2 separate regions of the Homo sapiens genome follow, and region 1 is linked to region 2. A link is a contact called in ENCODE Hi-C or POLR2A ChIA-PET data. All regions are on one chromosome and are shown on one strand. The core of a region is the stretch at or near the end of the contact, and the rest is flanking DNA. Distances in the headings are between cores, read along the strand shown.

Evidence for each region. Hi-C counts contacts between places; a loop is a spot of excess contacts on that map. ChIA-PET counts read pairs that join two places held with the same protein, here RNA polymerase II (POLR2A). Pooled maps may share reads with other maps.
Region 1: a map of HepG2 shows a loop between it and region 2 (27-fold over the local background). The contact joins two enhancer-like sites. A Hi-C loop is called at or near these places in 7 of 168 maps with a recorded cell type or tissue (Caco-2, HL-60/S4, HepG2 and 4 more) and 2 of 50 pooled maps. POLR2A ChIA-PET finds 5 or more read pairs at or near these places in 9 of 52 experiments (CD8-positive, alpha-beta memory T cell, H1, OCI-LY7 and 4 more).

Annotation. Positions count from the first base shown.
Region 1 is chr5:160,283,941-160,291,392 of GRCh38, reverse strand. The region is part of intron 2 of CCNJL (cyclin J like); the gene reads left to right. Among named protein-coding and RNA genes, the nearest start is that of CCNJL, 25 kb to the left of the region's middle. RefSeq lists enhancers at 2,012-2,989, 4,504-5,237, 5,238-5,971. Within about 2 kb of position 3,617, at least 20 of the 41 ENCODE cell types and tissues checked have a DNase peak (open chromatin) inside an H3K27ac peak, as active enhancers do.
Region 2 is chr5:160,341,757-160,348,722 of GRCh38, reverse strand. It overlaps C1QTNF2 (C1q and TNF related 2), which reads left to right. Exons shown (of 3, transcript NM_031908.6): 3 at 1-969. Among named protein-coding and RNA genes, the nearest start is that of C1QTNF2, 25 kb to the left of the region's middle. Within about 2 kb of position 3,267, at least 5 of the 41 ENCODE cell types and tissues checked have a DNase peak (open chromatin) inside an H3K27ac peak, as active enhancers do.

The DNA of each region.
Region 1 (7,452 bases), core at 2,368-4,867, 58 kb after region 2:
TAAGGAGCAATGTAGTATGCGATGTTTCGCCAAACTGTGGCCCACAGAACCCTTTTTTTCAGGGAGCATATCTTGGGACTAGTGTGCCACAGAACACACATTAGGAAACATTGCCTTTGAAAAATGACTGCTAGGTGCACAGTTTATAATTTTTGAAGCTTCCACTTCTCCATAAACACTGACCCGCTTCTTCCGTGGAAACCCACTGTTGCTCTTGGGTAGACTGAGGCACATGTCACCCCAGGGCAAGGACAGAGCTTTCTCTTTCTGCTGGAATCCAACTCCCTCACTTACTTTCTTTTCTTTCTTTCTTTCTCTCTCTCTTTCTTTCTTTTTTTTTTTTTTTTTTTTTTTTTAAGTAAAGACGGGGTGTTTCTATGTTGCCCAGGCTGGTCTCATCAAGCGATCCTCCTGTCTCAGCCTCCCAAAGTGTTGCAATTACTGGTGTGAGTCACTGCACCCAGCCCCTGCCCTGTTTCTTATGCCTCCTCGCTGGTCTTCATGAGTACTGGGAATTGCTTATTATGATAAATAGGTTTATACAACCTAAGATCAGGAACAAATAATGTTTTTTCTCACCTGTTTAAGTATTTGCCATTCCTGAAATATGGAGGTTTTTGTAATTATCAGGTGTTCCTTTTGCATCAGGTATTGGGGTCACAGAGCTGAACAAGACAAGCCCAGTCTGTGCCCTCATGGTGGTTACAGTCTAGCAGGCAGGAGGACAGTAAGAGCAAATGAATGAGTAGATAAAAAGTCCTAGGTGCTTGGGGGGGATCTCACAGAAGCATGAGCCTGAAACACCTTTTTCAGCAGTGACTTTTAGGCCAGGCATGGTAGCTCATGTCTGTAATCCCAGCACTTTGGGAGGCCGAGGCAGGCAGATCACTTGAAGTCAGGAGTTCGAGACCAGCCTGGCCAACATGGTGAAAACCCCGTCTCTACTAAAAATTACAAAAATTAGACGGGTGTGGTGGTGGGTGCCTGTAATTCCAGCTACTCGGGAGGCTGAGGCAGGAGAATCTCTTGAACCTAGAAGGCGGAGGTTGCAGTAAGCTGAGATCGTGCCACTGTACTCCACCCTGGGCAACAGAGCAACACTGTCTCAAAAAAAAAAATTAAATAAATAGAAAAAAAAGAAGTGACTTTTAAGCTGAGATCTGAAGGAAAAGTGGATTAATAATGAGAAGTAAAACCTCAAGGCAATTAGAAGAAAATAATGCAGTGCAGGACACTAAAAGTTAAACCGAGGACTTCACTTCCTCCCCTAATAGAAGAAACCAAGGGTGCCTGGCGGAACTTTCATAGTACAAGTCACCTTCTAACCCCTCCGAGGTTAGCCTCAAAATGCTTTCAAAGCCTGTGTGTGAAGAGCACATGCTGAATTTTTTCCTCCCCCTCCCCGGCTATGCAGCAGTGATAGGTATGGTTCTCTTGGGGGCAGTCTCTGCCCTGCACATCTGGCCGTGGGCCCAGGGTCTTGAGTGACTGCATTTCACCTGGCCTCACCTGCACTCCCGGGCACGTCTGAGCCCAGCACAGGTATGGGAAGTGTTTGTCACTCTGCCAAGGTCAGCACCTGGGGACGGGGGTTGGGAAAAGCAGCCAAGGACCAGACACATGCCTGGAATCTTCAGAGACCTGTCCAGGCAGCCCTGCTGCCTCTCTGTCTCTCCGTGTAGCTTAGGTTGGGGCTTTAGGTGGGCTGTGATTCATGAGTCCTTGGCCTTTTCCGGGGCACTTTCCCTCTCAGGTAATCCTCTTTCTGCTTGAGAACCCCCAGGCAAAACTCTTGGGCAGCAAGGAGAGTGGTTTCTAAAGGGGCAGCCACCTCTCCTTCCCCCAGAATGGCTCCTCTGGTCTCAGAAATGCTGGCTCACACGTCACAGTGGGGTTTCCCACTTGGGGAGCAGTGACCTCTGCCATGGGTTACCCTAAGGAAGGAAGCCAGGGTAGATAAGGGAGTCCCGAGAGGAAGGGAGGGCATAGAGGGCCACAGGCAGAGGGAAGATTCCTCAAAACACTCTCCATGTATTCAGACGTCCATTCACTGAGCCAGCAGCTACTCATTAGTACTTACTCTGTGCCAGGGACCAAGGGTATGGCCAAGGGCAGGAGAGAAAAGCAGCTCCGTCCCTCATGGAAACCCCCTTCTGTGGGGGGCAGGGGACAGTTCCTAAACATGCTTCAATGTGCAGTGGCTGCTGGCGGTGGGAAGCCCACAGGAGGCTGCTGGGTAGGAGGGAGGTCAGGGATGGCCTCTGAGGAATGGTCTGAACAGGGACCTGAAGGAAGAGAAACAGCCCACATGCCCAAAATCTGGGTTTGATGACGTCATGGCACAACCTTACGGTGGAAAACTAGGCAGCCATTGCAGACATTGTTTCCCATGCTCTCTGAGGGGCAAGTGGGAAGCAGTTGTAGATCGCTATGGCATTTTATGAGAGTTTGCACAAAGAAATATCTGAAGAATCCAGGTAGAACCTAGTAGTACTTCTGTCTGAATCCTTCTAAGTGAGGGAATATGAGTGATGTTATTCTTTTTTTTTTTTTTTTTTTTTTTAGACAGAGTCTCGCTCTGTCGCCCAGGCTGGAGTGCAGTGGCACGATGTCCATTCACTGCAAGCTCCGCCCCCCCGGGTTCATGCCATTCTCCTGCCTCAGCCTCTAATTTTTTTGTATTTTTAGTAGAGACAGGATTTCACCATGTTCGCCAGGATGGTCTCGATCTCCTGACCTCGTGATCCGCCCGCCTCAGCCTCCCAAAGTGCTGGGATTACAGGCGTGAGCCACCACACCTGGCTGGTTATTCTTTTTAAGATTCATCAGTGAACATATAATTTATAATTAGTAAAAAGAAAAAGAAAGGAAAAGAAAAAAATGGAAAATTCCTTCTGGAAGGGGCTTTGCATTGTAGGAAGATGAAGTGGGATACTTACTGGGCATGGGGTGTTATTATGACAGGGCAGATTTTGTTAAAGGGATGATGTGGGGTTGCTAGGAAATCCTCAGGGATAAATTTTGAGCTGGGCCTTGTAACACAGTGGGTATCTAGTCTTTTTGTTTGTTTCCAAACTGAAAACATAGTAACTGAAGTAATAAAGTGGTTATGCATTGAGCATTTTTGAAAAATTCAGGCTGTTGAAAAGCATGATCGTGAAAATGCAAGATCTCAGTGCCCATCCCGACCTCTCCTCCGTAGCCACTGTTAATATTTTGATGTATCTTTTCTAAGTTTTTTCTAGCCCGTAGCTATTATGTTAAAAAATAATAATAATAATAAAGGACTGTGATGACAAAAGCAGGGGTTTTTGTAAGGTGGATTTCTTTTTCCCGGAACTCCACCATGGCCATCTGTCCATGCCTCCACCTGTTCATCTCTAGATACTCCTGCGGCAGATGGGCTTCCCTGAGTCAGGTGATCAAGGGCCAACAGCTGGGGAGGGAGAGTGATCAGGAAGCCTCTGCCCTTCCCTCCCCTCCCACCTCAGCCCCCTTCTTCTACAGCCTCCCCCTAGCCTTTCTGCTGCCCACACTCTCACCGCCTGTGGCCCTGCCAGGCATGCTGAGGGGAAGGTCACCCTGCCTGGCCAGGTTCCTGCCCGCCCAGCGCCTGCCTGATTGCTGAATGCCTGCCAAGCTCCTGCCTAATCTGGGGAGAGCTTTAGAAGCCGCCCTAGGGCAGGCTGCTCTTTTGTTTCTGGAATCCAGGCCACTCAGCAGAGGGGCTGGCTTCCTGCACTGCGCTGCTGCGGCCTTCAAGTGGACTTAGGTCAAGAGTGCCTGGGGAGGAATGCAGTCCCTTAGAGCAAAGCCCTTGTAATGAATGCCTTCCCTGCACCCCCTAATTGGGTTAGCGAAGTGATCAGCTAGATTCTCAAACTAAACAGGATAGGCATGCTGCAGTCCTACATTGTTATTTCCATGACAAAGAATCTCCCTTTTCCCAGTGAGGGGAACAAGCTGAGGCTCAGAGCTGCTAATTCTACTTGGTTTGAGGGCTCTGCAGAGGACACACTGACAGAGGCACCTCAGCTCAAAGGTAGAAAGCCTCATTGCACATTTCTCAAAGCAGGTTTCTTTGAAAGCCCAAAGAGCCTTTGACAGAGATAGATCAATTCAACTTCTCTGAGACTTGATTCCCCAGCTTGAGGGAAGAGGAAGGGCCACTAGGCTTGCTGAGCTGCTGTTAACACCAAATACTCTACATTTACGGCAGCGTGACCCCCATTTCTCAGATAGGGACACTGAGGGTCAGTTCACATGCCCAAGGTTGGTAAATAGTGGAACTAAGATTCCGACCCAGAACTGCCTGACCTCACACTCTGTAGGTATCAAGCTAATCCCCGGTATGTGGGGGCGGGAGGTGAGGTGGTTGGTACAGGGAGTGACTCTGTATTTATTCTTTCTTATTCGATACATATTTATTGAATGTCTGCATCTGTGCCAGCTACATAAATAAGTAAATTTTCGGCCACAAAGAGAAGACTACCAAGAGAATAAGGGGAACCTGATTTGGAATGATGGAGAGGTCAGAGAAGTCTTAGGAAGTGACATTTAAGTCAGTATTTGAGGGACAAACAGAAACAGGGAGAAAGAGCATCCCAGGGAGCCAGTGTTCTAGCTTCAAAATCCTGCCCTCTTGAGACCAGCCCCTTCCAGCACGCTGTACCTACTAACCCCTACTTGCCATATATTGCTATGCATTCCAGTGGTCCATAACTTTTCCTTTTTTCTTTTCTTTGCTTTTTTTTTGAGACAGAGTCTCACTCTGTCACCCAGGCTGGAGTGCAGTGGTACAATATTGGCTCACTGCAACCTCTGCTTCCCGGGTTCAAGTGATTCTCGTGCCTCAGCCTCCCGTGTAACTGGGACCACAGGTGTGCACCACCATGCCTAGCTAATTTTTGTATTTTTAGTAGAGACGGGGTTTTGCCATGACGACCAGGCTGGTCTTGAACTCCTGGCCTCAAGCGATCCGCCCACCTTGGCCTCCCACAGTGCTTGGATTACATGAGCCACTGCACCTGGTCCATAACTTTTTCTTTTATGCACCAATGTCTTTCTTTGAGAATCTGCTCAAGGCAAAGGACGCTTCTCCCAGGAACACGTACAGGAAAGACGTTCTTTGTGTTGCCTTGAGTTCTCTTCTCTCACTTGGCTCAAGGGAAAATCTAGAAGGCTTTGAGCTTGGCCAGTTGAGTGGGGAGGGAGGTCAAGACGTTGCCTATCTGACTTGTGTTTGGGGGCTTTGGACTGCACTGATGAAGGCAGCGTGGCCCGGCCAAAGGTCACTTGGCTAAGTCTAATTTCCGGCAGCTGCAGCCCACCAGACACCAAGGATCTATGACTGTGGCTGCTGCTTGTCATGACCCTAAACTTAGAGCCCTGTGCTTAGAGGAAATACCCACGTAGTCTGCAAGCTTGTAGGGGCTGCTGGAAGGTAGGAGCACTGTTGAGAGGAGCTGCCGCCCCGCACTGGCTGCTGCTACCAGCTGTCTGGCCTTACCCTAGGAAGAAGCTGGCCAAAAGATCTCTATGCAAGGCTGCTCAGACCAGGCCAATGATCTGCTCTAATCCCTTCAGTTTCTATTGCCCTCAGAGTAGGGCAAGGCAGTTTTCTCAACAGGGCATGCAAGCTGGGCCCCTGCCCACGTTTCCAGCCTGTGTCTAGGCACACCCTGCCTGGCTGGCTGTTCCCCAGATGGGACACTTGTGTGGCTTTGCAGGTGCTGTTTCTCCTAGTGAGAGATCCTTACCTTTCCTGCATCTTCAACAGGTAAATTGTACAACTTGGCTCAATCTGTCTTCTTTGAAGTTCCCATGGACTTGCTACTCTGTAGAGTTGGTCACGACTTCCCTCTGTTGGCCACGACTTCCCTCTGTTGGCCAGGACCTTCTGTATCCACCACTGCAATTCTTTCCTTGCTTTCTTTACTGCCTCTCCCTCCCTCCCCACCCCTTCTGTCTTTCAGCAATTAGTTATTGGGCACCTAACCCTGTTCTCTTCACACTGGGGTGCTGAAGTAACAGTGATGTGCAAAGGAGACCCAGATCTGCCCTCAAGGAGTTTGAACTCCATGGTGGCTGCATAAATTCATCAAACCATGAAGATGAAGAATACACAAGCACATCAGGTCTTTTCCTTAAAGAAGTTAAGCTGGGGCTAAAAGAGCTCCATGACTGATTGATTGATTGATTTTGAGATGGAGTCTCACTCTGTCACCCAAGCTAGAGTGCAGTGGTGCGATCTCAGCTCACTGCAACCTCCACCTACCAGGTTCAAGTGATTCTCCTCCCTCAGCCTTCTGGGTAGCTGGGATTACAGAAGCGTGCCACCATGCCCAGCTAATTCTTGAACTGAGGTCTTGAACTCCTGACCTCAAGTGATCCACCCCCGTCGACCTCCCAAAGTGCTGAGATTACGGGTGTGAGCCACCGTGCCCAGCCGAGCTCCATGACTTAAAAAAAATAAAAATAAAAAAGTTTTCTGGTAAGCCCAAGCAATTAAAAAAAAAAGTTGAAAAAAGGGATACTTTGAAAGTCTTCTAATTAAGATCTTTTGCTAGTTAGATAAAGCCCAGGGACTCAGGGACTTTTTGAAACTCAATTTCTTCATATATAAACATAAGGGAGAAGAAGTAATTTATTCAGGCTTTGAGAGCCTTCCATGAGCAAAGCTCTAGGACTGCGAAAAATAGCTGAGTCCTGGTCTCTGAGCTCTCTGGAGGATCAGGCCAGAGGAGAAGTAATCAGTGTGAAATCTCAACTCAAGCCTCACTTTCAGGAGGCAGGCCTCCCTCCCCTCAGAGACAATGGGGCCTCCCAGAGCATCTGTGGCTTTCTTTTGCAGTATTAGTTCATCACAGTTTGGAATTCTGCAACTGTCTTATTGCTGGATTGCCACCTCTCTCCCTTGTTGGACTGTGGACTCCATGACTGTGGGTGATAACGTCTGTCTTGTTTTTTTATAGCAGCTTTATTGAGATATAACAATTCACATATCATAAAATTCACTTTTATTTTATTTTAATTTTTTTTGAGACAGGGTCTGGCTCTGTCGTCCAGGCTAGAGTGCAGTGACACAATCTCGGGTCACTGCAGCCTCCTCCTCCTGTGCTCAAGTGATCCTTGCACCTCAGCCTCCTAAGTAACTGGGACTACAGGCACTCACCACCACAACAGGCTAATTTTTTCATCTTTTGTGGAAATGGGGTTTTGCCATGTTGCCCAGGCTAGTCTCAAACTCCTAAACTCAAGCGATCCACCCGCCTCAGCCTCCCAAAGTGCTGGGATTACAGGTGTGAGCCACTGCACCTAGCCAAAATTTAGCTTTTTTAACGTGCAGTCAAGCAACCTAAATGTCCATCAACAGATAAATGGATAAAGAACATGTGCTACATATACACAGTGGAGTACTATTCAGCCGTAAAAAAGAGTGAGATCCTGTCA
Region 2 (6,966 bases), core at 2,018-4,517:
TACTTACATACAGTGACTCTCCAGATTTTAAGTTGACAACTCAGTGAATAATTTTTGCTTATGTGCACACTCTGAAACCTCCATGTAGATCAAAGAACAAGCTATTTCCAACTTCTCACCTCCCTTCCCCAAAAGCTCTCTTAAGACCCCTCTAAGTCAGTACCTGGAAAATTTCCATTTTTGAGCTGAGTTCCAAAGAAGGAAATAGAGCAACACAAAGGCCTCGAAAAGAGGTCTCCAGCAAAAGGCTCTGCAAGTGCAAAGACCTTGACAGGAAAGAGGGAGGGGCCAAGGTAAGAACTGAGAAGGGAGGCATGAGGCGTGAGGCTGGAAGATAATACAGAATGTCCCAGGCCATGGCAGAGCTCGTTCCATTCACGAAGGCTTATCAGAATACAAAGTGACACTGATAGGCGGATCATCTTGAATCTGCTCATTGCATGAGTCAAGTCGGCCACAGACTTGAGCGCTTTATTATTAGTTAATCTTTTGCAGGCCCGCTTCTCAATGAATGAGATACACCAGGATATGCACGTGCATCTGAGAACCGCTGCTCTGAGATGGCAGGAATGGATCCCACGCAAATGAATCGCACCCCAAGCACAGGTGTTGCCAGTATGCAGGGATCTGGGGGCTTAAGAAGCTGCAGTAAAAGTGCCAGGTGCTGGCGGGATGTGGTAGCTCATGCCTATAATCCCAGGACTTTGGGAAGCTGAGGTGGACGGATCATTTGAGGTCAGGAGTTCAAGACCAGCCTGACCAACATGGCAAAACATCGTCTAAAAAAATACAAAAATTAGACAGGCGTGGTGTTGGGTGCCTGTAATCCCAGCTACTGGGGAGGCTGAGGCGGGAGAATCGCTTGAACCCAGGAGGTGGAGGTTGCAGTTAGCTGAGATCCTGCCACTGCACTCCAGCCTGGGCAACAGAGTGAGACTATCTCAAAAAAAAACAAAAAAAAAAAAAAAACAAAAACAAAAACGCAGGTACTGAGAGACCCATGAAACGATTTGCTGGAGATAATTTTCAGTTGGAGCTGCAGCTCCCTAGCAGCTTTCTCTGGCTGCCCGCCTAGTGAGATCCTCAGGGACAAGGATAGCTGCACGGGATAGTTCCAGAAGGAGTGGCCATCTCCATAAATAAAATCGGGTTTATTTAAAATAACTCCATTGTCTCTGGGCCATAAATGGTTTGGGATTGGGGTGGGTCTGAAACATTCAGGAAAGGCTTTCTGGCCCAATCAGATTGACGTGTGGGTTGGGGTCCCCTGCAGCACCCCTGTGGGAAGGGGTCAGCTTTGGTCAGTGAACAGTTCTTTTTACCTTTTCTTTTTCTTACAAAAATAAATTTTAGGAGAGCCTTTCGCTTCTTCCTCTTCCTTCCCTCAGGGATATAGGCATTTGAAGGCATTTGACTTAACCCTTTGTAGCCCAGGTAATAAATCCAAACTCAGCAAGATGGGCTGGACCCCAGAGCTCTGTGGTTGCCACTTTTTGGCCCATATTGAACCGATGTCCCCTTGGCATCTACCAGGGACTCCTCAGGGAGAGTGTGGGAATGATGGGGGAAGACTCGTCACTCTTTTGTAGAGCGTGGGGCAGATGATAGCAGAGACCTTCCAGGGCCCAGGGCTGGGGTCTTGTCTTCCTTGGATGTGGTCTAGCGTTGCTCCAGATGGTGGGTTTGTGGCAGGTGGGGCAGAAGCAGATGATGCAGTTGAGGCGGGTCTCTGGTAGAGAGTGATGTCAAAGATGAGCACTCCTTTTATCCCCTGACTCTTCTGAGGATGGCTGCCTCCTTGGTGAGCCACTTGGAGGTCTCAGGCTGATCATGCGGGATGGTGGCCCAGATGAGGAAGGGGATCCAAGGCGGTGGCCTTCCCAGATGCACTGGGCCCCAGCCCTTCTTCCTAGCTTCGGCTGATTACTGTGGGCTTCAGCAACCAGGGCCTACCTGTAGGTCTCCACATTTGTAAGCACCACAGAACCCAGTGCATCTTTGTGCACTCAAATCGCCCTTGATCCAGGGGTATTTTCTCATTCAGAACACACTTTGAAAGGCGGCCATTCCCCTTCTGGAGAAAGCCTGGAGAATCTACAGTGCCCTTAATTACAGTGCAAAGAGCACTAGACACACAAGGCCCTCACAGGCCAGCGCAACCCTGGGTGGAGCCTCAGGGTTCAGCTGACAAATGATGAGGGTCTTACTCCCTATGTCTAGGGGGGCTTCGTGGGCTGACTTCTGCATCAGGACTATGATGAGGGTGGGGGAGCGAAATTGAGGCACTCACGTCATGCACAAAATGTAAGAGGGTGACAAAAACCACAGTAATCAATAGAAATATATATATTTTTGAGACAGAGTCTTGTTCTGTCACCGAGGCTGGAGTGCAGTGGCACGATCACAGCTCACTGCAGCCTCGACCTCCTGGGCTCAAGTGATCCTCCCACCTCAGCCTCCTGAGAAGCTGGAACTATAGACCTGTGCCACCACACACGGCTAATTTTTAAATTATTTGTAGAGACGGAGGTCTTGCTATGTTGCCCAGGCTGGTCTCAAACTCCTGGCCTCAAATGATCCTCCCACCTCAGCCTCCGCAAAGTGCTGGGATTACAGGTATGAGCTAGCGCACCTGGCAGAAATAATTTTTTTTAAGATGGAATCTTGCTCTGTCGCCCAGGCTAGAGTGCAGTGGCGCAATCTCAATTTACTGCAACCCGTGCCTCCCTGGTTCAAACGATTCTTGTGCCTCAGCCTCCCGAGTAGCTGAGATTACAGGCGCCCTACCAACACGGCTGGCTAGTTTATTTTTTTATTTTTTTATTTTTAGTAGAGACGGGGGTTTCACCATGTTGGCCAGGCTGGTCTCGAACTCCTGACCTCAAATGATCCACCCGCCTCAGCCTTCCAAAGTTTTGGGATTATAGGAGTGAGCCACCACCCCCGGCCAGAAATATTTTAATACAATATTTTAATAAATCAAAAATAACCCAAAAACTCTATGATAAACAAAATATCAGAATGTTAAGTAAAGATGAGATCTGACAGGGCCGGGATCAGGGCGAGGTAAGGGAGGGCGAGTCATGGAAGAGCAGCTGGATCCTGGTGTCCATCCGCAGCTCGGGAGCCCTTGGCAGCCAGGCCTCGCAGGTGAAAAGGCTTTTTTTCCCTCCTGCCTGTCATCTTCACTCAGGCCACTAGGGGGAGAACGTCGACTACACAAACCTCCCGGCCTGCGGCATGGAGGCTGGGAGATACACCCTGGTCTCAGGCTATTTTCTAGATTGCCTGCCAGAAAGCAGGTTGTTGTTCAGTCCATTGAAGGTCTCTTTCAATTCAGCAGACGTGTCCTGAGCACTCACTGAGGCAAGGCTGAAGAATGCACCCGGGGTCCCCAAACCAGGTGAGGAGTCAGATCTATCTGGCACCACAACCTCATTCAGCAGCCGAACCTCCTGCGGGGACAGCTTCCATGCGCTTTCATAAAAGCTCCTCAGCCGATTCTAACCCACAGCCGGCTTTGCCAAGCTCTGGGCCGGGCTGAGGGGAAAACTAACACAGGAAAGACTCGAGTTCTGCCCTTCAAGGGAGGACATTTTGTGTGCCTCCCTTGTCCCGGTGTCATTTCCACAGCTGTCCTCAGGCCGGGGTGGCACTGAGAATGGAGCACAGTGTGGGTTTGAAGGTCACCTCGCAGGCCCAGCTCCTCAACCACAGCATCTGAGGGTGCTCCCGAAGACCTCTGTGGCTTCCCAACACTTTTCTCTCCCTGCTCCAGAGACGGAGACCCAAAAAGAATTTCTCCGAAAGAGGCCGGGCACGGTGTCTCACGCCTGTAATCCCAGCACTTTGGGAGGCCGAGGTGAGTGGATCATTTGAGGTCAGGAGTTCGAGACCAGCCTGGCCAACATGATGAAACCCTGTCTCTACTAAAAATACAAAAAAAAAAAAAAAAAATTAGCCGGGCATGGTGACGGGTGCCTGTAATCCCAGCTACTCGGGAGGCTGAGGCACTAAAATTGTTTGAACCCAGGAGGCGGAGGTTATGGTGAACCAAGATTGTGCCACTGCACTCCAGCCTAGGCAACAGAGTGAGACTCCGTTTCAAAAAAAAAAAAAAGAATTTCTCAGAAAGAGCCCAAAGATGGCTCTGGAAAATGGTGGGGTTTGTTTTTTTATTTTTTATTTTTTAAACATTCTCCATCTACTTTATACTTTTGCCTCAGATTGGCCCTGACTTAAAAACAATAATGAAGAGTTCAACCTCATCACAGGTGTTTATTTTTGCTGATGCCGTTGCAAACTTCCGACAGTCATTTATCTCCACCCCAAGTGGGTTTCAAGCTGATGCTGACAGCGGTCCGAAATGGCTTCCTCGTGTGAAATGTCCATATTCTATTTGGGGCTCTCTTATCCCATAAAACACACTTAATGTGTGAGCTTCAAGACATGGAGATCAAGGGCCTCAGAGGTGAAAGGCTAACGGGGCATTAATCCTCAACCTCCTCAGTTTCCTGTCACTTGGCAGAACTAGATGGGCAAATCACTTTTGAAAAGCTCCTCATTCCCTGATGTTGAGTCTGGTTCTAGGCATCCTACAACCTGAAACCGAGGAGGGTGTGGAGGGTCTAGAAGTGCCACCTGCCGTAGGAGTGTTGGCTGTTCAACCTTGAGGAGAGAAGACTGGGAGTCCTGGTGAGACTGTCAGGGAGTAGCACTGGTGGAGTAACAGCAGAGCTGAAGGGCAAGTGGGAGTTGGCAAGGGAAGCTGGATGGAGAGGGCTTTCCAGGGAGGGGCATGGCAGGCAAAGGCCCCGTGGTGGGGCAGGGCATGACACAGGAGAGGAATCAAAGAAGCCCCTCCCCAGGTCATGGGGGCAAAGTGTGCAAGGGGAGAAGATGAGGGGGCAGAGCCCAGACCTTGAAGGCTGATAGGTCAAACTAAAGATGGCTATCTTGACCATGAGAATAACAGGAAACCACAGAATGATTTTAAGGGGGCAAGTGACATAAGCAGACTTGGGTTTTGAGAAGACCACTCTTGCAGCTATAGGAGAAACATTTCAACTTACCCTATAGAAGAGCTTTCATTTTGTTTGTTGGTTGGTTTGTTTGTTTTGAGATAGAGTCTTGTTCTGTCGCCCAGGCTGGAGTGCAGTGGTGCCATCTTGGCTCACTGCAACCTCTGCCTCCAGGGTTCAAGCGATTCTTCTGCCTTAGCCTCCTGAGTAGCTGGAATTACAGGCACCCGCCACTACACCTGGTGAATTTTTGTATTTTTAGTAGAGATGGGGTTTCACCATGTTGGCCAGGCTGGTCTCGAACTCCTGACCTCAGGTAATCCACCCACCTGGGCCTCCCACAGTGCTGGGATTACAGGTATGATCCACGTCGCTCGGCCCAGAAGAGCTTTCTAATAGAATGCTAGACCTTGGGAAAGTAATAACAATAAAAACTAACATTTACTGAGTTCTTACTAGGAATGAAACACTGTGTGCTTTTCATGGATTAATACGTTTGGCCTTGAGAACAACATGTAAGGTAGGTGTATTACGATGATCCACTTTCCACAGATGAAGAAATAGAGGCTAGAAGAGGTTCAGAAAGTTGACTGAGGTTACCCAGTTGGAGAAGTTGCACAGCAGGAGCTCAAATCCAAGTCCTTCAGACCTCAGAGGTCATGGTCATAATGACTACAGCCCTCTGACATCCAGGCTGCCAGGGACCACAACTCTGGTTCTAACCGTGGTTGCACCTGGGTGGAGTGGTAAGACTTCTAATCCTGTCTCCCACCCACCAAGTGACTCTAATGCAATTAGTCTGGAGTACAGCCTGGACATTGGGAATTTTTGGAAACTCCCCAGCTGAGTCTGTGGTGCAGCCACATTGAGACTCATAGGCAGATAGCTCGTAAAACACTTGAGAGAGCTGTTGCAGGGAATAGCCATCTCTCTGGCTGGACTCAGTGATCTCTGAGTTCCCTTCTAGCTTGGATTTTTTTTTGACTTTATGATTCACCAGTTCTGCTGCCAGAAGGCTTTCTCCAAGGTGACTGAATTTCTGGAACTGACAGATGGAGCCTGAGGGACCTTGGTAATACTGTGTCAGCTCCCGTGGCCAGTCAGGGAGAGCAGAGTCTTCAGGGCTGTATCTCCGCACCCTGCCCACCATCTTCCCTCTGACGCAGACCAAGCCTGCAGACCAGTGAGAGGAGAAGAAATGAAGTCAGCTGACCCACAGTTGGCACTGCCAGGACTGGATGCTGCTGGCTGTTGGCCAGGATCTGATCCACTCCTTTGAGAGTGTCAGGAGCTGTGGAAGGTATGGGGTGGGGGGCGGGGTTCCTCCCAAGGCAAAGTTCCTGTGGAGGTCAGATGAGACTGAGCTTGAGAACTGAGTTATGAAAAAAACCTCAAGGAACATCCTTCACCTGCCCTCTATGGCTCCTTAGCTTCTTGAGGTTCTGCTGCTCAGAGCCTAGTGTGATAAATAACCTCTTTCTCTTTAGCCACCTGGTCTCCTGTCACTTGAAGGGGTGGCAAGCTCATTCCCCACTCCAGGCCTTTGTACTTGCTGGTTGACCAAACTGTGATGCATCCATACCATGATATACCACTCAGCAATAAAAAGAAACAAACTATTGATACACTGAAACAACCTAGATGAAAAATTATAAAAAGTAGTCATCCCTTTTGGCCCCAAATCCCAACTTGAAGAAGGGAAATGCTGAATACGTAAAAGACGAGTTATTGAAATAAATGCTGTCAAAGGACAAAATTTTGACAAATTTAAAGATCTTAATTGGCTTTTATTTGCAATTCTAGAATCAGGCAATACCTCATATTCCGTAAACCAGAATGAGTGTTCCTAGAATCGGAGCAGAGAATGTTGGTTTTATAGACCTAAAAGGGCTGAGGAAAGCAGAAACAGAAAGCAAAAAGCGGATGGGTTGCTTCAAAGTTACTT